Linked DNA regions of Homo sapiens: all the other regions are linked to region 2. The links are chromatin loops, found by intact Hi-C in ENCODE. Cell type or tissue: Caco-2. All regions are shown on one strand.

What was found. A loop is a pair of places that touch in the nucleus more often than their neighbours do. Peaks named below come from ENCODE experiments on the same cell type or tissue, not always from the same donor. Only the 100,000 strongest peaks of a DNase experiment are listed, where the experiment ranks them.
Region 1: it touches region 2 in a loop (9-fold over the local background); 2 of 110 quality-filtered maps call a loop at or near these places.
Region 3: a loop joins it to region 2, with 3 times the contacts of the local background. A loop is called at or near these places in 4 of 110 quality-filtered maps.

Annotation. Positions count from the first base shown.
Region 1 is chr9:4,415,966-4,423,965 of GRCh38, reverse strand. It overlaps a transcript of GLIS3 not described here. Among named protein-coding and RNA genes, the nearest start is that of SLC1A1, 71 kb to the left of the region's middle. In Caco-2, no CTCF peak of the experiment used is centred here; a DNase peak (open chromatin) is centred at 4,465.
Region 2 is chr9:4,504,864-4,512,863 of GRCh38, reverse strand. All of the region lies in intron 1 of SLC1A1 (solute carrier family 1 member 1), which reads right to left. Among named protein-coding and RNA genes, the nearest start is that of SLC1A1, 18 kb to the right of the region's middle. RefSeq lists an enhancer at 6,050-6,109. In Caco-2, no CTCF peak of the experiment used is centred here; DNase peaks (open chromatin) are centred at 2,123, 4,483 and 4,823.
Region 3 is chr9:4,383,102-4,391,101 of GRCh38, reverse strand. It overlaps a transcript of GLIS3 not described here and the pseudogene RNU6-694P. Among named protein-coding and RNA genes, the nearest start is that of GLIS3, 87 kb to the right of the region's middle. In Caco-2, no CTCF peak of the experiment used is centred here; no DNase peak of the experiment used is centred here.

The sequences.
Region 1 (8,000 bases), 89 kb after region 2:
GTTTGCACTATTTTGTGGTGGATTAGGGTCATTGTTTGGTCATCAGCTCACATTTCCCACCTCACTACAGATTAAAGTTTAGCAATGTTTTATAAGAGATGCAAAATATTCACTGATTTTCTTCTGACATTATAAGTATGTGTTTGTGTGAATGTTATGAACAAGAATAAGGTAGCCGAAGGTCTAGAAATACCAGGAAAGATAGCCTGATAGAAGCAGTTGGCTCATTTTTAATAAAAATGATTCCATGTACCCCTTATGGCATTTGTGCAATAACTTAGCCAATATTTATTATAGGGCATTGGGCTGAACGTTCTGTGACCTTGTGATATCCTCTAGAAATTATTGGTTTTTCAAAAATAAATCCCTTATACGAGCTTGTTTAATAGCTGCTAGAGAGGGTTTTTGTGGGTTTTAATAAGGTATAAGTGATGTCCTGTAGGCTGCTGCCAGATAGGAGCTTTGGTGTCATTTTTCATTGGGAAAGAGAGTGGTTTTTCTAAAGGTCTGGGGGAGGGGTGTGGGAAGTTGGGGGAATGAGTAGCTTTCTCTGGATCCAGCTGGGAAAAGATGGGTTGAGTAGAACTCTTGTGCCCACCAGGAGGCCTTGGGAGCTAAGACTAAGATGCAACTCAGAGGGAAATAGCCGCCCTTCCGTGTGGTGGAGTTTAGTTTCAGCTTCAGCTCCCTGAAAATTAGGGGTCTTGGGGTCTGTGACGTCAGATGACAAATATTTGTGGATCCTCTCCAGACCTGAGGAGGTTCTCTGATAATCGGCACTTGTTGTTTAAAAGGCAGATGGTGATGAACTGGGCTGGGAAATGATCGGAGTTGCCCAGAGGTAGGGAGGGTCCCCTGACCTTTTTCAGGGGACCCCACCTATGGAGGCATATACTCAGGCACTCGATCCATGTCCCCACTGCTGCTTCTGACCCCTTCTGTCCACCTGACCCTTAGAACACACCTAATTTTCTCTTTTGACTCCTGTGATGTGCTTCTTTCTCCAAAAACAGGGCATAGCAAGGCAACAATGACCACTGTTTAAGAAGTCTGGGTCCTGGGGTTCAAAGGAACTGAGGGTTTACTTTTTCTATCTCAGGGTCTTTGCCTTGTGTCTTAAATGTATCCCCCAAATCTCTTCCTCTAGGTCTCAGTGCAAATATCACCTCTGCAAGAGACCTTCCCTGGGCTGCCCCGCCCCCAGCACTCCCTGACTTTCACACTTTATCTCATTAACCTGCTTCACTTTCTTCAGGGCTCTGATCTCTAACTGAGCTTATCTGAGATTTGTATTTCCTCATGTGTGGTTTGCTCTGACTTCCCCCGGTAGACTGGCAGGCAGAGATGTTGTGTCCCCAGTGCTCATATAGGACCTAGCACAGGAGAGATATGTAACTGATATTTTTTATGGACTGGTTGACTGCAGCAGAATGTGATATTTTCCAGGGGAAACAGAATCCAGGTGGATCCCACTAGACTCCTGGGGGTAGCCCACTAACCCCAAATCCTGGGGAAACCATGTCTTCTTTTTATCATCTCACATACATGGACTTTTTCTTTAGAGATCTTAGCACTGTCTGTAAGTATGTATTTGTAAGATTATTTATTTAAGGCCTGTCTGTCTTACTAGGACAAGGATTCATAATCATTTTGTGCCAAGGTTTGCTTTGTTATCTGATGAGGCCTATGGACTCTTTCTCAGAACAATGCATAAAATAAAACACATAGGATTATGAAGAAGACCAATTATACTGAAATACAATCATCAAAGTGTTGAAATACAAATTTATGATATGGTTACATATGTGCTTTTTCATTAACACAAAATCTGGTGGAAGATTTAAACCTACCATAATTCTTGAGCGGTGATGGACACAATTGACTTTTTGAGAAATCTGCAAACACTGTAACTTGATATGAACATGTCTGTGGTTTCTATTGGTGACAGAGGCACAGGACCTTTTTTACTGCTGTGGTTTGTTGCCTGCATTCACAATTGAGTAAAATGCTAAATTTCAGTTAGAGATGACTGAAAATAAACATCTGATTGTTTTCCTACTCATGTTTAATGACTCCCTGAAGCTGATCCATGCATTCTAGGGGGCATCCCTGAATCCTAGGTTAAGAATTCCCGCAGTAGAATATATCACTTATGTTTGGTTCACTATTTTAACACTAGCACCTAGGACATAGTTGGTACTCTTTACATATTTGTGAATGGAAGAAAGGAAGGGACTTTTCTGTGTCTAACACTATTCTCAGAACAAGTTTGCTGAATGAATGAGTGAATTCTGCAGACAAGGCAGTGAGCTATGCAGTAATAAATGAGAGCACCCTCTTCCCCTGCCGGTTCCAGTGACAACTGTATCTTGGGTGAGGTCCTTTTTATTCTGGTGAAATCCATTGAGTGCCTCACCCACAACTAACACTGAATAAGTATTTGAATGATGAAACGCCGCTAAACCTGAGAGAGACAAACACCACCTGTAATTGATCAGGTATGATGGATCAGTGCATTGGGACTTCCATCAGACCAGCCAGCTTTCTCTTTGGGCTGTCTTTGGTTTCCTTTTTCATAGCAGCATCAGCAGCTTTTATTAGCCAATGTCTTTTGCTTGACAGCATCTTTCAGTTGGAACCAGGCTTGCCTTCACCACCTGCCCTTGGTGAATTGTCTTGGATGGACCCCCTTTCCTGTCCTGTGGGACGAGAGAGTCCTGTGGGATAGCAGGCTCACTAGTAAGCTGGTCCTGTCATATGACAGAGATTATTTCAGCCTTTCATGAATATCAACTGGAAAGACCACTGCTATGTAGATTATTGCTTTCACAGTGCTTTACAAGTCAGCAGTCACTGACAGTAATTAAAGGGAAACTCAGTGCTGGTGAAGATGTCAAATTCACTATTCAATGCCTCAGAAAAATTCTTAATATGTCAGCAGTGCAGAAGCGAACGTGCAACTTTGGTAGCAGACACTTTTTTAAAATTTTGGAATGCTTTCTAAGACCAGAATAAATAAATATTCATGCAAGTGCTACAAAAATGAAGGCTCTATTTCTTAATGGGGGAGATATAAATAGCTTGGGGAAAATATATAACAATTTCAGGTGGCTATTATAACTAGATGTTATACATGGACTAGTTTTATTGTAATTGCAAGGTGCAATCCATCTTTCTATGTTATATACTCAACCTATGTAATATCACCTCTTTTCTTTGTAATTTACCCAGTCTCAGGTATTTCTTTGTAACAATGCAAAAATGGACTAGTACACTGGGGCCCCATGCTTCTTGTTCAAAAGAGATCAGCGGCTGTTCAACCAGATGAGCACCTAGTGGAGTCTTTCTCCCTGACGTAATCAGAAGGATTAAACATTAGGGAGAGAAAACAAGCAGATCAAATGGTAAACATGCTCTGGTATTCCCCACCTGCCTTACCCCCGAGTTTATTGGCTTGCTTAACGTGATACTAAGTGGTGACTAATTATACTTTCCTTGGATCACAGCACCTTACGAGTAATGGTTTGAGGTTCAAGATGCTTGTCTAGCTAGATAATCATCTAATTATCCTTCTTCTCGTTAGGTTAGTGGGATATACATGGTCTCAGATAAGATACTCAAGGTAATAGAATATGGCTTCAGTGATGGAAGAAAATGATGTCCCCTCTTTTTAAACTCCTTAAAACTCCTGGCCTATTCTGCAAATGTGGCACTCAGTGGACTTGATTCTCAAATTGCATCTTCCTCTCCATGTGGCCCCCTCTTCAGTGATTCTTTGAGAATCTGTGGTTTTCAATTTTGGTTGCCCATTAGAATTACCTGGGAGTGATTTTGTTTTTTTGAACCACACATGCCTGGACCCCTCTCCAGGAGTGAGCACCACAGCTGATAGCCTTCAACAGCCAGGCTTCAGGACATTGCTCTAAATTCCCCATAACTACTCTCAGTGTATTTCTGTTCAGATCCCTGTAGACGGTGCTCAACCTGGGTAATACGGTTTAATTCTGTGTCCCTGCTCAAATCTCATGTTCAATTATAATAATCCCCAATGTGGTAGGTGAGGCCTGGTGGGAGATGATTTGATCATGGGGGCAGATTTCTCCCTTGGTAATGTCATTGAGATAGTGAGTGAGTTCTCATGAGATCTGGTTGTTTTTTGTTTTTGTTTGTTTGTTTGTTTGTTTTTGAGACAGAGCCTCATTCTGTCTCCCAGGCTGGAGTGCAGTGGCGTGATCTCGGCTCACTGCAACTTCTGCCTCCTGGGTTCAAGCGATTCTCCTGCCTCAGCCTCCCAAGTAGCTGGGACTACAGGCGTGGACCACCACGCCCGGCTAATTTTTGTATTTTTAGTAGAGATGGGGTTTCACAATATTGGCTTGAACTCCTGACCTCAAGTGATCCACCCGCCTCGGCCTCCTCAAATGCTGGGATTACAAGCATGAGCCACCGCACCTGGCCAGAGCTGGTTGTTTTAAAGTATGTAGCACCTCCCTTCCCTCTCTCTTGCTCCTCCCACTTTGCCTTCCGCCTTCGTGGTAGGTTTCCTGAGGCCTCCCCAGAAACTGAGCAGATGCCGGAATTATGCTTCCTGTACAGCCTGCAGAACGGTGAGCCAATTAAACCTCTTTTCTTTTTAAGTTACCCAGTCTCAGGTATTTCTTTGTAGCAATGCAAGAACAAACTGGTACACTGTGGCTCGTGCTTTTTGTTCAAAAGAGATTAGCAGCTGTTCAACCCAGATGAGCACCTAGTGGAGTCTTTCTCCCTGATGTAATCAGAAGGATTAAACATTTGGGAGAGAAAGGGAGCACAAATTTCTCATATTTGACGTCAGAAAGCAAAACTCATGAACTAATTCTGAGATATTTTAAAATTCCAGCTCTCAGCAATGGTGTATTTTGTAATTTATTGGATTTTAATCTAATTGCTTAATGACAGATTGCAAGGCCTGTGTCATATTTCCAAAAGATTCAGCAATTCGGTTTCCACCACCATCTCTAGCCTTATCTTGAGTTGATTGCACTTCACAGTCTACATTTCTACCATGCAGGGCAGCAACTTGAAGAAGGTTTGAATGTTCCCATCCCCTGTCCTGGCTCACATTGCTCCTCCTACATACAATACTTTTCTCTTCATCTGTACCACTTGAAATCTTACTCTTTCTTAAAGACCCAACTCAAATACTACTGTTTTTCATGAAGATTTTTCCTCCCTCCAATTCTGGAATCAACATCTTTCTCCAATATGTTTTTTTTTGTTTGTTTTTTGAGATGGACTCTGGCTCTGTCATCCAGGCTGGAGTGCAGTGGCGTGATCTCGGCTCACTGCAACCTCTGCCTCCCAGGTTCAAGTGATTCTCCTGCCTCAGCCTCCTGAGTAGCTGGGATTACAGGCACCTGCCACTACGCCCAGCTGATTTTTGTATTTTTAGTAGACACGGGGCTTCACCATGTTGGCCAGCCTGGTCCAATATGTTTTTACACCACTTTTATTTCTGTTCTAGTCTTTGCAAATTCTTACAAAGTCATTTCCAATACTTAGTTCAGAGGTTTTACAGATAGAGCAAATCCTGTAACATCCGAATTTTAACCTACCCATTTGGGCAATGTTGTGACTTGCATAAGGCTACAATCTGCATGTCTATCTTTCCCTCCTGAGGCCAATGACCTCAATAGTTAAAGCCCAGTCTCTTTTTTTGCAATACATATTTGTGGAATTAAAAATTGCCTCAGCCATCTCTAGCAGAGTTTAACTTTCAGAATAGCTTCTTCAAAGGACATCTGGCTATATCCAGTACATTTGTTCAGGATGGCTCATGAGTGACTGTTAAGTCTCAGTAAAAAGATTAAGACCTCTAGCCCAGTGTTTCTCAATTAGGCAGTGCATTCCTAAGATGGATATGTGTGGAATGTTTTTTGATTATCACAATGACTGGAGGTGTTAGCGGGTTTTAGTGGACAGGAGCCAGGAATGCTAGATATTGTGCAAAGTTTCCTCACAAAAAGAGTTGTCACATTGAAAATATCAATTGTTCCCCAACCCCTAAACCTATATTGACAGATATACCAATCCACATTACAAAATAAAAAATAAACTTGATTTGGAGAAAAGGGGGAAGCTCCTAAAACTCACTTTAAAGTCACAAGCAAAATGTCCTGGGCTTGTTATCAGATAGGCAAAGATTACAAAGTTCAATGATACCTGGTTGGTGAAACAGGAATTCTCACATAATGTAAGTGAGAATGTAACATTAGATGACCTTTTTGAGGACAACAAAATTTATTGATATTTAAAATGCACACTTTTTTGACCTAGCAATTTCACTACAAGATATTCGCCCTACAGATGTATTTACACAAGGGCCCCAAATTGCATGTATAGGAATGTTCATTACAACATTGGTTGACATTACAAAACAGCAAGAACAAACTATATATCTACCAAAAAGAAAATGGTTATGTCAGTGTTGGTACATCCAAATAATGGTACGTGACTATATGAAAAGACTGCCAAGATACATTAAGTAGAAAAAAGTGAAGCATGGTATACAAAATATGATTGATTTATCTTCAAAGTGTATAAATGTACATATATACAAACAGAGACAGTCCTTGCTTTTCATGGTTTGATACGAACAAAATTCAGTTACCATGTTTTAGTTAAATAATATCAGTCCCCAACAACACAGTTCAAATTCAGTCACCACAGCATGTTAACCGTGAGTCATTTAGATAAATCACAAACTTAACTACTGGCTCTTCAGTCCACAAATCACTATATAAATAATCGATACCCTTCAAAGTCTACCCTTGATTGGTCATCGACTATTTGTTATTCAGTTTACTAATAGACGGAAAAGTGTATAATTGTGTAGCCTGTCTCCAGTGATAAACTCTAAACTCATGTGACGTTTTACAAAAATGCATAATTGAGAGAAGGAATTAAGCCCAACAAAGAACGGAACAGAGATAACACTGGCAGATAAATTCACAGTCAGCGTAAATGGGGTTATAGAAGAAATCACTAGGCTGAGGAAGGAGAATCGCTTGAACCTGGGAGGCAGAGGTTGCAGTGAGCCAAGATCACACCACTGCACTCCAGCCTGGGCAACAAGAGTGAAACTCCATCTAAAAAAAAAAAAAAAAAAAAAAAACTGACTATGGGAATGTTGACCATGCTGCCATTTGAGAGACTCTAGATATGCAATCAGAGGAACTTAGTGGAGGCGAGTCTGTCAACCTTAATAAGAAAAATGGTTGTGATGAAAAGGAGGAAGGTGTCCCAGAGGAAGTGACACCAGCCAAACAGCCAAATACTTCATATTTAAGGAAGTCTTGGAGTCACTTTGTAACACTGAAAGTACAAAGAATAAAATAATGGAAGCTGATCCAAATTTAGAAAGAAATATGACAATTTAGCAAGGCATAAAAAATATAGTTCATATTATTTATATTACAAAAAGAAGGCAAGCAATGTTTAATCTTTATAAACCTTTTAGAACAAGATACTTGTCAATATTCCTAACGTTTTATATTACAGTGTACTACATAGCAATATTACTGTATTTTGTTTTCCCTTACATTTATAACCAACAGTAAGAGAGGTTTTAAAATTTTGACAAAAAATTGTAAAGGTGATGGAACAGTTGTAATTTTTTCCATTGAATATTAAGATCAATTTGCATGCTTTTTTTTTTTTTTTTTTTTTTTTTTTAAAAACAGTGTCTCACTCTCTCACTCAGGCCAGAGTACAGTGGCTCAATCTCAGCTCACTGCTGCCTCAACCTCCTGGGCTCAAGCGATCCTCTTGCCTTGATCTCCCAAAGTGCTGGGATTATAGGCATGAGCCACTGCACCTGGCCACTTTGCATGGTTTTAGTTAGTGCAGTCATTAGATCCTGTGCTCTGCAAAGTGAGGTCGGCTTATATAAGATATAAATATATACATCTATATATTTACATATATAAACAATGTATATAATATATTTGTATTTTTTAAAA
Region 2 (8,000 bases):
GAGCCCAGGAGTTCAAGGCTGCAATGAGCTACAATCATGCTGCTGCACTCCAACCTGGGAGACAGAGTGAGACCCTGTCTCAATTTAAAAAAAAATAAAAAAGACCAACTGGGCATATTTCTATGGGTCTATTTCTGGAATCTCTGTTCTGCTTCATTCATCTATTAGGTTGGTGCAAAAGTAATTGCAGTTTTTGCCATGTCTACCTTTTCACCAATATTACACTTGATATCTTGAAAACCATATTGAAATAAGATAGGATGATTCCTCCAACTTTCTTCTTTTTCATAATTATTTTAGCTCTTCTAATGCCTTTATCTTTCCATATGAGTTTTATTTGTTGTTTGTTTTTTTTGGAGACAGGATCTCACTCTGTCACCCAGGCTTGAGTGCAGTGGCGTGATCATGGCTCGCTGCAGCTTCAATCTCCCGGGCTCAAGCAATCCTCCCACCTCAGCCTACCAAGTAGCTGGGACTACAGGCGCATGCCACCATGCCTGGCTAAGTTTTGTATTTTTTTGTAGAGTTTTGCCACGTTGCCCAAGATGGTGTTCAATTCCTGAGCTCAAGCAATCTGCCCACCTCAGCCTCCCAAAGTGCTGGGATTACAGGTGTGAGCCACCGCACCCTGCCTCCATATGAATTTTAGAATCAGCTTGTCTGGTATATCTACAAAAATCCCTGCTGGGATTTAGATCAGAATTGCATTAAATCTATACATCAATTATGGGAGAACTGACATCATTACTATGTTGAGTCATCCAATCCATGAACAACTTATGTCTCTCCATTTACTTTGGCATTCATTGATTTCTTTCATCAGTGTTTTATAATTGTCAGAGTATAGATCCTATATATATTTTGTTACATACCTAATCCTTACCTTTTGGAGCTATGTCACACAATGTATTTAAATTTCCATTTTCAGTTGTACATTGTTAACATATAGAAATAACAAGTGATTTTTGTGTGTTAACCTTGTATCTTGCAGCCCTGCTAAAATCACTTATTAGTCTTAAAATTTATTTTGTAATTTCTTGGGATTTCCTGTGTAGAAAATCATGCCATCTGTGAATAGGGACAGTTTTGTTTCTTTCTTTTCAAAATGCCTTTTATTTCTTTTTCTTGCCCTGTTGCACTGGCCCAGGTTTCCAGTGAGATATTCAAAAGAAATGGTGAGAATGGACACCTTTGCCTTATTCCTGCTCTTAGGGGGAAAGCATTCAGACTTTCAGCATTAAATATAAGCTGTAGTGTAGTGTAGTGTGTGTGTGTGTGTGTGTGTGTGTGTGTGTGTAGAATTCTTAAGAGTTTAAGGCAAAACATGCTTAATTTTTCTTCTCCTCTGCTATGGTATGAATGTGTATGTCCTCCTTCAAATTCATATTTTGAAACCTAATCATCAATGTGATGGTGTTAGAAGGTGGGGCCCTTGAGAGGTGATTAGGTCGTGAGGGGAGAGCCCTCCTGAATGGGATTAGTGCCTTTTTGAAAGAGTCCCAGAGAGCTGCCTTGCCACTTCCACTGTGTGAGGAAACAGCTAGAAGGCATCATTCATGAGCCAGGAGGTGGGCCCTCAGCAGACACGGAATCTAATGGCACCTTGATCTTGGACATCCTGGCCTCCAGAACTATAAGAAATAAATGTCTGTTGTTTATAAGCTACGTAGTCTGTGGGATGTTGTTACAGCAGCCAGAACAGACTATGACACCCTCTCTCAGTTTTTAAAGTGATTTCTGTCTCAATTCCATCAATTTCAAACCATGTGGTTAATAACTAAACGACTTCCTGGCTTTTGTAACTATGAATTCAATAAAATTTAACTTATGAGTGTTGTATTGATTGCTTTCAGGAAATAGCTCAAGAACATAACAGATAAAAGGCAGGTCTGTTGCTCTTGCTAAGGGACAGTATCCCTTGTCCCTGCAGTGAACAGCATACCTTCTAACTCTCAATTTGTTTACGGTGGAGCTGAAGCCCTAAGTAGTCCAGAAGCTTGGGGGAACATGGTAGGATGAGGGAGGGACCCTGGTCTAGCCAATCAGATCACCATGTTCCTTTGGTCCCAAGACTATATTGAGGAATGGAGCTCTGACTCAGGGCTGAGTTAGCCTAAGGCTAAGGCCATGGAGTCTTGTTTGAACTAATAGGGATCAGAAACTTTATCTCTCCTGCTGGGTGTGGAACTGGGAAAAAGAAACCTTGACCTGTGCTGGCAGCTGTATCAACACCAGGGAAGAGTCTTGCTTGGGAGTGAAAATGACACAGGTGTAAAGAGACTGTATGTAAGGAGACAACAGGTCCAGATGATATTAAACCCCTGTACTGGAAGCCAGGTACTGTTTCTAGACTCTTATGGTATCTGAGCCATAAATTTTATATGTCACCCCCGCCTCCTTACACCTTTCTGGATTAAGCCTGTTTGAACTGGATTTTCTGTTGCTTACAATTAGAAGAGTCCTAAATTATAGTGGGGAGACAGAGAAGCTGCCACTGGTATTCTAGGTGCCTTCTCCGCCAGCCACATTTGCCCTCCTTGCATGGAAGAAAGGCTGGTAGATGCACGGGCAATGCTTTCTAGATGTAGAGGCCTAGGGCTAGGCTTGTGTGAACAGCAGGAGATGGTCCTGCTGGTATATAGCTAGAGGCTGTGGAAGCCATTCTTACCTCTCATTTCCCATAATGCCCTTAAGCAACAGCCACCAGTATCACCAGATGTTATCAAAATAGACTGGGCGTAGTGGCTCATGCCTGTAATCCCAGCACTTTGGGAGGCCAAGGTGGGCGGATCACTTGAGGTCAGGAGTTTGAAACCAGCCTGGCCAACACAGCAAAACCCCATTTCTACTAAAAATGAAAAAATTAGCCAGGCATGGTGGCACATGCCTGTAATCCCAGCTACTTGGAAGGCCGAGGCAAGAGAATTGCTTGAACCTGGGAGGCAGAGGTTGCAGTGAGCTGAGATCATACCACTGCACTCCAGCCTGGGGGACAGAGCAAGATTCCATCTCAGTAAATAAATAATAATTTCCCTGCCATCATTCCTAGACTTTGTATCTTTTCAACACTTCTTGATGTCCCGAGAAAACCTTTCAGCATGGCACCTCATGCCATATGGCTCTGTGCTAGTCACTCTCCATTTGCCCTCCGATTCACCCTCTGTCTTTCTTTGTCCTGCTCTGTGCACTGGGAGGGCTGATCCAGGGTTCCTTGCCTCTGGTTTTGGCTGGGTTTAGCAAATGAGAGGCAGTAGCTGTAGATCTTAATGGTAGAAAGAGACAGAGGTTGGGTTTTTTTTTTTATTTTCTCCCGCCCTCCCTTCCCCTGTTCTTCTGCAGCCACATAGGCCCTGCCTTTTGGTTCCCTGCCACAACTCAGCCCTCACTGTACTGTGGAAACCCCATCACCCTCTCTTGTCTGTTCAGGCCTAGATGAGCTAATAGCTTCCCAGTTATTCATCCCTGGGTGCCTCACCATCCCTTGCTGATTCCTTTTACCCTGCTGAACTCTATAAATAGTCCCTTGATTCAATTCTGCTCAGTGAAACTCTTTTGAGTCTGCTTCCTGCCAGGTCCCTAACCAATACAGGCCTGCATGTCCTTCTCACCCCCCAATCCCAGCAGATCCAGTCACAGCAAACTCCTTGCTATTTCTTAAAGATGCTCCATGCTTTTTTGTTTACATGCTTTTTTGCTTTCACACTCTTGTTCACACAGATCGCCCTCCCTTGAAAGCCCTTTGCCACTATCTCTGCCTAATAAACTCCTACCCACCCCTTAAAGCCTAGTTAAAAAGCCACCTCCTCCAGAAAGCCTTTCCTAGGCTGTCTTCTCAGGTGGAAAGAATCTCTCCTCTGGACCCTACTCAGTTTTATCTGAATTTCTATTACCCCCTCAAACAGGTCTAATTCGTGCTCTCCTTCCCTTTCATCTCAAGCTCCCAAGGCAGAAGCATTTGTCTGCTCATTCCTGTACCCCACCGCCCCGGCATCAAGCTTGACACACTGTAGGTGTTTGATTGACACCTGCTGCATTGAGCCGAACCAGGACTGCATTTTAATTGCTATTTAATGCACATGCCCAGGAAGCCACTGCACTTTCTAACCTTTGCTCATCAAACCTGATTATGAAAGGCAGGAGAAAATCACTGAGGGAGGATGTCATGAGCAAAGCATGAAAACTGGGCCACAGGAATGTGGATGAATTTATTGTCTCAGGGCCATCGAACCCAGAAGTGTGTCATAAACAGTCTCTCCAGTAACTCCTGACTTGTGAGATGTTCTCCTTTTACAATGGCTATGGTGCTGTACACATGACAATTCAAGTGCCCAGCTCCTCACCTGGGGATGCCTCCTGGGGATGGAGTCTTAGGAGTCCTTTGGGCTCAAGTGAGGGTGAGCTTAGTTGGGAAAGTTAGGACCAGCCCACAGGAATCTAGTCTCTCGAGCAAATATCCAACTGGCTTAGAGCCCAGCAGGTGGGTGAATCTATCAGTCTCGGGACAACCAGACTCTCACTCTCCCACAGGTGTATCAGTACCATGCATGTGTGCTTGGATTATTTCCCGAGATACATATCTATGACTTGTGGATTCCAAAGTCTTGCATTTTCTACCTGTGGTTGACTCTCTTTATTCTACTTTTTTCCTCTTAAAGTGATTTGTTTGCTAATCTCATGGGTGATTCTACCTATCATCTTGTTTGCATTCCTGTGAAGACCCTTTATCTATCCCACGGTCACGTTCCACTCTTTCCCTTCCTCAGTATCAGGGCAAATATTTGGCTTCCAAGCCACTGATGGAATTTCTGTCCCTTGGCTCAGACTTGTACGGTTTGGAGAGGCCCTGGAATCCTCTGCTTGAAGGGTACACCTTTTCCTCCACTTTAACTAACATCACGTGTCCCAGATCACTGCCTCTTTACAATAGCCAGTTTCACATGCCTGTAAACACCTTCTTGGTTCACTACACAATCTTAGGAAGCCATCTCCCTGTGTGTAAATAAAATCTGACCATCTCTCCTGCAGCAGGTTTTAGTCAGGTACAACTTAAGATCAGATCGACCTCTGGGAGAAAGAAGGTGGCCGATCATCCTGGATTTTCTAAACCTGCCACAAGCCTGGAACTCCTGGGCGAACTCTGAACTCAGAATGCTAAGTCGAAGTACCTGGGTCTCCACAACATTCTTCAGCCCGTTCCTTAGGTCTGCTTACAAAACTTGTGTCATCTTGAATGCTCTTCCTCATGACTCCCAACCATGCTGCCTGACTGCTAACTGTTCACCCTTCTCTCTTAACATTTGTGGAGTTGTAACTTTCCCCACTCCCAGAAGGACCACAGAAACATTTACTTTTATCTTTAAGTGAGTTAAGACATATTTTAAGAATTTAAAGAATTTAAGACACAATAACAAACATTCATAAGGAACTTCATGATTTCAAAAAGTAACTCCATGTGGATCAGCTCATTTAATAACAACAGTGGATTACATTAAAGGTCCAGAAATGACTGTGAATGCATCTGGGATGACCACCAGAGACCAAAAAAATCAAACATGGTGAGTATAATCTTTGCACAGTAACACTTGAGGATTTTGTTTACTCTTGGAATCTATTTTTTTTTTTCTTTTTTGAGACAGAGTCTTGCTGTGTCACCCAGGCTGGAGTGCAGTGGCGCCACTTTGGCTCACTTGCAAGGTCCACCTCCCGGGTTCACGCCATTCTCCTGCCTCAACCTCCCAAGTGGCTGGGACTACAGGTGCCCACCACCACGCTCAGCTAATTTTTTTTTGTATTTTTAATAGAGAGGGGGTTTCACCATGTTATCCAGGATGGTCTCCATTTCCTGACCTAGTGATTCACACACCTCGGCCTCCCGAAGTGCTGGGATTACAGGCGTGAGCCACTGCCGCCAGCCTACTCTTGGAACCTTTTATTATATGTCTGTGGGAATCTTCAGCCCCCTTAGTACTGCCCTCATGGAAAACAGATGTTCCCTGGGAAATGAGGGGAGGTTCTAAGAGGGGAGAGAGAATCTAAGAAAGAATTACTGGCTGCATACTCCACACACTGTGATCTGCCAACCCTTTTCCCTAGTACACAGGGCCCTGAATAGGCTTCAGGAAGCCTACACAAGCTCAGTGATGAGCACCAATTAGATAACTTCAGGGTTCTAGATCTTAGGTGCAGTAAGTCCAGTCTTTCACAGTTACTGACTTGAGGTTAAAAAAGCAACCAAGCATTACTCAAGTATTTCCACTTAAGCAAAAGTAGACGTAGATTTCTATTTTTTTTTTTCAAAATAAATAAGCTAGTTGGAGATTATTGGAAAATACCAATATTCAATGCAGATGTTAAACCAGATACAGAGGAGACCCAGGCATGCTATTTAAGGTTATGGTTTCTGAATTGGCAACAAGATCTTTTCTTAGGTTATATCAATTTACTTAACATAGAACAGCATATTTCAGGCCTTTTCCACTTAATAACAAAAGTCATCTGTACACAAAGCCCAAACACAACCATATAGCATTATATGTAAAATGTGCAAATGTACTTTAAAATGCAAGTTATTCTAAAGCACTGGCAGGATAGAATTTCATAGTAATTTGGCCGGGCATGATGGCTCATGCCTGTAATCCCAGCACTTTGGGAGGCTGAGGCAGGTGGATCACTTAAGGTCATGAGTTCTAGACCAGCCTGGCTAACATGGCGAAACCCCGTCTCTACTAAAAGTACAAAAATTAAGTCAGACGGCAGGAGCCTGTAATCCCAGCAATTTGGGAGGCAGAGGTGAGTGGATCACTTGAGGTCAGGAGTTCAAGACCAGCCTGGCCAACATGGTGAAACCCCCTCTCTACTAAAAACATACAAAAATTAGCCAGGCGTGGTGGTGGGCACCTGTAATCCCAGCTACTTGGGAAGCTGAGGCAGGAGAATCGCTTGAACTCGGAAGGCGGAGGTTGCAGTGAGCTGAGTTGGTGCCACTGCACTCCATTCTGGGTGACAGAGACTCTCCATCCCAAAAACTAAAAGTACAAAAATTAGCTGGGCGTGGTGGCACATGCCTATAATCCCAGCTACTCGGGAGGCTGAGGCAGCAGAATTGCTTGAACCCAGGAGGTGAAGGTTGAAGTGAGCCAAGATCATGCCACTGCCCTCCAGCCTGGGTAACAGTGTGAGACACCTTCCCAAAACAAAAAGAAAAACAACAACAACAACAACAAAGAATTTCACAGTAATTAAAAATGTCTTCCTCATTCTAACTAACTTAATCTTTTGCACGTAGAGCCAATGGAAATCCACAAGGCACAACCCAGCATTGATGCTGAATTGAGAAACATCCTCAGATTATTTATTTGTAGATATTAAAATATTATTTTTCTGGGAGCTCATTTCTAAACCTTCATAAAACATTATACTGGTAACTTATGTGTGGTCAGGACAAACTGTTCTGTGAACTTAAAAGGTGAAAGACAAGACCCTATATTGCTATCCAGTATAAAAAAAGGAAATATGGGCCGGGTGCGGTGGCTCACCCCTGTAATCCCAGCTCTTTGGGAGGCCAAGGCAGGTGGATCACCTGAGGTCAGAAGTTCAAGACCAGCCTGGCCAACATGGTGAAACCCCATCTTTATTAAAAATACAAAAAAATTAGCTAGGCATGGTGTTGCACATCTGTAATCCCAGCTACTTGGGAGGCTGAGGCAGGAGAATCGCTTGAACCTGGGAGGCGGAGGTTGCAGTGAGCCAAGATCATGCCGCTGCACTCCAGCCTGGGCGACATAGTGAGGCTGTATCTCAAAAAAAAAAAAAAAAAAAGAAATATATGTACACATACACCCCCACATCGCACACACGAAACTCCACCTAATCCAAACCGAGGCCATTTCCTTATTAGCAAAGGTATTTCATGACAGTTAAATATTACAGACTTATTTACCACTTGTTTTGGTCAATCTTGCTACAAAAAGACACTGAAACAGACAAGTTTCTTCTTCAAG
Region 3 (8,000 bases), 120 kb after region 2:
TCCTGGCAGCGATGGTGGGCAGAGATAGAAAGGGAGAGTGAGATGGAGAGGAATGACATCCAAACAGAGGAGAAGACAGGAGGATGAGTAGACAGAGAAATAGGCAGGAAGCAAGCCTTTGTGGAGATACTTTCTCAAAGGCCCCAATGTGGAGAACTTGTTTCCCTTCTGAGACATAAGAAAGGGCATTAACTTTTTTAAAAAGGTACGATTCCTGTTTCTGCCTCCAGCTCTCTACTGCTTTGGGTCATACATGAATCTTTCAGAAAGACAGTGATCTAAACCCTGTCCCAGCGGAGTCCAAGGAAGGTAGAAAGTTAGGATAAGGAGAGGTAGCCCCATTGTATAGGATGAGTATCTGTCCTGTCCCACAGTGGACTACTGGGTGGGGAAGAGCCACCACCAACTCTGGATCTTCTAGCCTGAGAGAAAGGTGATTTCCTAACTCCCTTGACTTTTCACCCTCTTCAGAGGGTCACCACAGATATCTGTATGAGGCCAGAGAGACTGGGCACTCCCATGGGTATAAGCGTATAAACCCTACTTGCAGTTTATGAAGTTTATCAAGTACCACTGGGCATGATGGTGTGTGCCCATAGTCTCAGCTATCCAGGAGGCAGAGGCAAGAGTATCACTTGAGCTTAGAAGTTTGCGGGTACAATGAGATATGAATGCTCCAATGCACTACAGCTTGGGAGGCTGAGCAAGACCCTGTTTAAAAAAAAAAAAAGACTTTTATCAAGTACGTAATATATAAAAACAATATCTGGGTTTAGACTGCCACAAAGTCTACTTATGCTCTTTCCTGCACATAGTGCAAAGTATTGCACCCTATGCATATTATGAATGATTGCTCTCAATACATAGAAGTGATTGCATACTTCAGCTGCGGCTGCTGCTTTCCCCCTCCAACTTTATTCTCCACAATTTGGAATGTTTCAGAGATCTTCAAACATGTCATGATCTTTCAGGCATCTATACATGTCCGTGGTTCCCTCTACCTCAAATGTCTCTCTTTTCTCCTCTGCCAGAAATTTTTTATTAGTCTGGGTTTTAGCCCATTGCAGCACATAGTATTTGTTCAGGAAGTGTTGATGGAATGAAAGAAAGAATGAGTGAATAATTCCCTTCTCCACTGTCTTAGAACGTTCTATATGTGTCACTCATTTTACTTATCACACTGTGTTGCTTCTTACGTATCTGCCACAGATTCTTGATGTCGAGCACTGCTGCCTGGCAGGATAAACCAATAGAAGAGTGCCTGAAATATAGCAAATGTTCAACAAATTATTGTTGAATTGATCTGAACTGTTCACTCCCTCTTGGACATCTGCTTATTCACTGCACTTGGGCACCTGTATGTCTGTATGCGGTGCCGTCTGTGTGTCTTTCCTCAAATGCAGGTGTTTTTGTAATATGGCTTTCTGGCTTGACGTGATGTGATTGTCTTGGGCAGAAGTTAGCATACTTCCAGTGTCCAGGACTAAGAAGTATATTTAGCTGGTTATTTTGATTTAGATTCTTCTATTGAACTCTAAATTTTTAGTTAGTTCAAGATCCAAGAACCTTTGGAAATGCAGACTCTACAGGACCATATTTCACCAACAAGGGCTTTTTAGTTCCAGCAGCCTTTGGAAGTCCCACGTGGCTCTATGCACTGTGCGATATCCAGGCAAAATGAATCCCCTTCCCTCACAACCTACGAGTTCTGGGCTGTAAGTCATGTCACGCCCTACATTGTATAGGAGGGAAATCCAGTACTTCCTTGAAGGGGAAGAGATATTCATGAATTAGCAACCTAGATGAAGGCAGGGTAGCAGAGCTGTTAGGAGAATTGATTTCGAAATTAGCCCTGAGGTTGAATCTCATCTCTATCCTTTGTCAGATGTGCAACTTTGGACAAGTTACTGAATTGCTCTTAGCCTCTAATACCTATGTCACAGGGTTTTCCTAATGATTCAGTCAGTTAATGCACATCAAACATGCAGCTCAGAGTAGGTACTCAGTAGCTGCTGGGTCATTCATCCAATTCAGGCTTACGGAGGCTGTGGCACCTCAGTCGGCTTAAGTGCTCTTGCTTTGATTTTGTATATAGAATCCCCTTAAAATCAGCAATTGTTGGTACCCCTACCCTATCCCCTTTTCTTCACTTTCTGACTTCTTGAAAAATCTAAGAGCTTAGCTTTTCCAAATGTGTGATCTGGAGCATCTCTTCTGTTCCAGGAGCAGCTTACAACCCCAAAGCTATCTAATGTCATTTGGAATGTTTTTGGCTATTATTAATTCAAATACTTTTCCTGCTTTATTCTTACTCTCTTTCTTCTGGGACTTCAATTACATATATGTTAGATGATTTTATATTGTACTATGAATTCTGGAGACTTTTATTTTTTGTCCACTTTATTTTTATTTTTTTTATTGTTTTTGAGATGGAGTCTCGCTCTGTCACCCAAGCTGGAGTGCAGTGGCGCCATCTCGGCTCACTGCAACCTCCGCCTCCCAGATTCAAGCCATTCTCCTGCCTCAGCCTCCTGCGTAGCTGGGATTACAGGCACACGCCACCACGCCTGGCTAATTTTTGTATTTTTAGTAGAGACAGGGTTTCACCAATTGGTCAGGATGCTCTCGAACTCCTGACCTCGTGATCTGCCCACCTCAGCCTCCCAAAGTGCTGGGATTACAGGCGTGAGCCACCACACCTGGCCCTGCCTCTCTACTCTTAAGATAAACCCTGGAGGTAAAGCTAACCATGGAAATTTCTCCCAAGAAGAGGATGGCATCCTTGATGTGAACAGCTTTTCCCGAGTTCACAGATTAAGACTTACTTCTATTATCATGAAACTCTTATCTTTTAATATTTTTTGCTTGCTTATTCCTCTATGAACATAGAAGTGGAAAAGGGGTCTGTTATGTGCACTTATGGGTATACTTTTATTTGTGAAGGGGTTTGTAGCCAGTCTTACGCATGGATAACCTTATACTTTGATAGATAAAAGACAAAGGCTGAATGCAGGTAAGAAACTTTAATGGTACATGTGTTGCCTCATAATCAGTCAAAAACAAAACATTGGTTCGCTCCTTTTAACCCACATCATGGGTTAAAGAGAACATTGCCAGAAGGCCTTCACTCTTCTAAAAGGGCATCATTTGTTAGGTCGTTTTTCCACAGTTTAAAATAAAAGAAGCAATGATTAGAAATGTATCCCTCATGAAAGGTTCTATAACAAATTCTGCTGTAAAGGCTACAGTTACACAACAGACTTTTAAATTCTCTTGTGAAAGTTATGTTAAATAATAGAATTAGCTAAACAGAAAAGTACCTGTACAGCTGCTGGCAATTTTGGCCTATGGGGAAATACATCAAATGAAGATTATAGAAATTCAGTGGTAGGGGATTGATGAAGAAATTGCTTAGTCAAATGAGTGAACTACCTAGCTCATTCTTTGATCTATTTAATTTTAGGAGATTTGGTTTATGGGGACCCTGGATAAGGAGCATATTCCAAACTCTTGGTATTATCCTCCCAATAGTCATAGTAATAGTCTCCCTGCTGCACTGTATTCTCTCAAAAATTTTAAATGCTTGCATGCAGCCATCTCTAGAATGTCATATAGTCTGTCTCCAATTTGAACGACAAGAGCTGAAAGAAATGTGCAACCGTGAGGACACCGTAACCTATGAATGACATGCTGAAATCGGAAACCCAAAATGATGGTAACTGAGAGTGGCACTAAGGCCGTAAGTTTTGGTCACACTCTCATGTAAGTAAGAACCTGACCAAAAAAAGGGGGAATTAAAAAAAAAATTCTGGGAGGCCATTGTTTTGGATTGAGCTCATACACTAGGCCCCAACAAACCAAACCAAAATAGAATTGCTCATGCTAAGACTTTAAGGAAGCACAGAGATTCTAGAACAGTCCAGGTTTTGTTTTTTTCCTGCTGCACATCTCTATAACAAACATTTCTGACAGCGTAGGTATCCGCTCCCTGAAGTTGCCATTAAATCTTTTAACCAAATTCATTTCCTGTTGCCTAGAGACCATCAAGCTTCAGATGATCATGCAACAAAAGTTCCAGGTGAAGACACCACCCCTGGCCATTTAAGGAGCTACCCTGCCACCAATAGACAGAGTAGGGTGAGAGTTCTGTGATCCTCAACAGGGACTATGCCCCAAGCCAGCATGAAGCAGTTACAGAAAAAAGACCATCGGTCCCTCTGACTCTCATAAAATGTATGGGGATCACATCTCTCAGTGGGGAGATGAAGCAGGAAAATAGGGTCTGGAGGCAGGGAACATAAGGCCAATTCACACTTTAGCTATGACAGGAATATCCTCTCCATTGGGAATAGAGCCAAGTAAATGACTTTGTAACTTTATGTCATCCTTTCCATTTACATAGGGCATACCCCAAGTAATCAGTGGAATCCTCTAGGGGGTATTTCAACTCCCAAAAATTCTGTAACGGGACCTTTTAGCTCCCAAGCTCAGGCCTGCTCCCACACCATGGAGTACTTTCATTTTCATTAAAACCCTTCTTTGTGTGTGTTGTCCAATTCTTTGTTCAACACGCCAAGAATCTGTACACCTTCCACCGTTAACACATATACTAAAATTGGAATGATACAGAGAAGATTAACATGCTCCTTGCACAAGGATAACATGCAAATTTGTGAAGTGTTTCATTTAAAAAAATCATAATTTTTTTTAAAAAGAAAAGAAAATGAAGAAAAACTAATAAAAATAAAAACAAAAATAAAAATATTCCTGGCTACACACAAAAGATTTGGCTATGAAAATGTTCATTGCAGCCCTATAATACACATGTATAGACACAATTTTTATTATTATAATGAGATAACTGTAATATAGCTTAGTAACCAAAGCTCCTTCTGAGTAGGGTGATTAGGGTGATTAGAGGAGATTCTGTTTTTATTCTCTCTCTCTTGTTTTTCTCCCTTGATTTCTACTGTGGACATGTGCTGTTACAATAAAGGGAATAATCCAAATAAAGCATTTGCAGAAGGGATAAATTCTCACCCCAGAGGTAGTTTGTCACTGGTTGGCCATGAGTGATGAGGCAGCAAAGATGCCATAAATAGATGGGAATAGGGATCTCAATATATTTCTTTGTGTCCTGAAGCATTCTCTGCTAAGTGTTGCATGATTGGTACAGATGGTAAGTGGTACAGGAGATTAGAATCTCTTTCGGGATTGGCTCAGGGTTGGGGTGAGCCTTGTGCACCAGGAAAAAGAACGGCATTTTTTCTTTCTTTTCTCTTTCTTTCTTTTCTTTCTTTCTTTCTTTCTTTCTTTCTTTCTTTCTTTCTTTCTTTCTTTCTTTCTTTCTTTCTTTCTTTCTTTTTCTTTCTTTCTTTCTCTCTCTCTCTCCTTTCTTTGTTTCTTTCTTTCTTTTTTCTTTTTTTTTTTTTTTTTGAGATGGAGTTTCACTGTTGTCACCCAGGCTGGAGTGCAATAGCGTGATCTCAGCTCACTGAAACCTCTGCCTCCTAGGTTCAAGCATTTCTCCGGCCTCGGCCTCCCGAGTAGCTGGGATTACAGGTGCCCATCACTACACCTGGCTAAGTTTTGTATTTTTTAGTAGAGACAGGGTTATGCCATGTTGGCCAAGCTGGTCTCGGACTCCTGACCTCAGGTGATCCACCGGCCTCAGGCTCCCACAGTGTTGGGATTATAGGCGTGAGCCACTGTGCCTGGCCAAGAACTGTATTTTCTAGAAGCCCAGGCTAAGTCTGAGGTTCATGGAGTCTAACATCTATATTGCTTGGAAAATGCAGCTTTTGGATTTTAGGTATCAACTTCTATCTTTGGGGTTGGGAAAATCCTTGAAATTTTTAGCTGCAGAGGGAATCCACGAAGAAACGGAATGTGGGAAATCGAAGGGAATGCAGAAACAGTCCTGCAGGCACACTGCAACCCATGAGATCCTAGGTGCTAAGAGTTCACTGTGTACAGTAAACTGTTCTGAGGAGTGTTAGATTTTTCCTTTTTTAAGAAATTCAAAACACACTTCAAAATATATTGCTCCACTATTGTTTTACAAGCAACTTCTAAAAGGCTGAGGCATCTGCCCTTGGTTTCTGCGCCTCTGTTGGGCAACATTATGAAGCTTGTATAGCTGAATGCTGACAGGTGAGTTGAAAATCGTTACAATGACAGTTAGGACCCAATGTTGTGCAACAGTGTCTGGCTCCAGGTTCCCAGTTTGGATCTCAAGGAAAGGAAAGTCTTCTATCTGATATGTTTTGGATGTGTACACGGGGCTGGAGGTTGAGTGGGTGGGAGTGGGAGACATGGGAGCGTAGGAAGAGGAAGACACGTGACTCTGGATATTAACCAGCTGGTGAAGGAAATTTTTAAAAAGGAAATGGAATTTATTACCTAGCCCTTGAATAAGCAGTAAGCTGGGAGACCATGATTTAGGTTAGGGATAAGGCAGTGGGTGGCATCTTGCTGTCCAGGGAAGAAATTAGAGAGTCATAAATATATATACATATATATTATATATAAAGGAAAGAGGTTTTATATATATTATATAAAGGAAAGAAGTAAGGAAGAAAAGAAGGAAGGAAGGGAGGGAAAGAGAGAGAAAGAAAGAGAAAAAGAAACAATTTCAATGCCATTGGCAAACAATCAACCATGAGTAATAGTCCTTGTTAAAGAACACAAAGCTGATATTGACAACTTAGAAAATAAATTTTTATCTTCATTTGGAATTTCTAAAAAGTTTTTTTTTTTCCAGTGAAGGTGAGTCCTGGCTAACTGAACAGTATTATCTAAAAAGTAGTTCCGTTTTCCCACCTCTGGCAGCACTGCTGTTGTTTCAAAAGATTCCTCCATGATGGAAACCCCTTATAAGGTCCAGCACCCTGTGTTCACCACCAGTGTGCTCCACAAAGTGAGCAGGAGGAAAACGTGTACACCTCATTGGCACGATCTGTGTACAGTGTGCTGGGCAGTAACTGGTTAACCCCCAAAGGCCACAACTTCTTCAGTACCAAGTGGGAAATAAAAGAGACTACTCTCATCTGCCCTATAAATGACATGACTGATTGGCAGCCAATGGCACACAAACTCCCTGAGAAGTGGGGGTAGTTCCATGGATATTTAAGGCTGTAAGTCTTGAAGGAGAGGAATTGAGGGGTTCGTGCTCTCTCTAGGACCACCTAGCTAACAAAGGCCTTTATTCTAGACAAGGAGAAGCCCATTTCAACTACTGGAGATCCAGTTACCATTCAATACCTCCCTCTTAATTAAAATGTAAACTTCTGAACATAGAAGTTTGTGGTCAATCAACACAAAGAGGCTGATTATCCCAAAAATCTACTTTTCTGGAAGTAAATGTTCAAATGGAGATGATCAAGTCATATTACCTAAGAAAGGTTATAGGGGACTTTTGGAGACTTCTTTTGGACTTATACATCTAGATTTTATTTCCTTTTAACCATCTTAATAGATTTTTTTCTGCATCCAGAGAATTAGAATTTAGAAGTGTTGAAATATAGCCAGGTTTGAGCTTGTATAGAAACTGCTTTTGGAGCACATGCTGTTCTTAATTTGTTAGTAATTAGAAGTAATTACTAAACAGCTTCTGCCAGAAGTGAAGAGTTCTATGTTATCTTTGATACATAATAAATGACTCAGGGTAGACCCACATTAGTTTGCTTATCCATGAATCAAGAATAATTTAAGTCAATAATAAGAAAATAGTAGATAAAAAGGAAAATTAAACTTTCAAACAGCAGTTCCAAATGTTATGGAAAATGAATGAGATTGTAAAAGGTGAATAAAAAATGCAATCTGGTTGGAGTTTGGTTGTGCTTGCAAATTCGTTAAGCGTTTTTTTCTGAAACTTGTTCTACAGAATGTTAATGCCAAGAAGCAAGTGCAATGAAATCTTAGGCCTTGGGCCAGTGGGAGGCCTACTTCTACTCGTTTCAGTTCTTGCTTTCTCACATTAAGTCTGGCAGCCTCAGGTC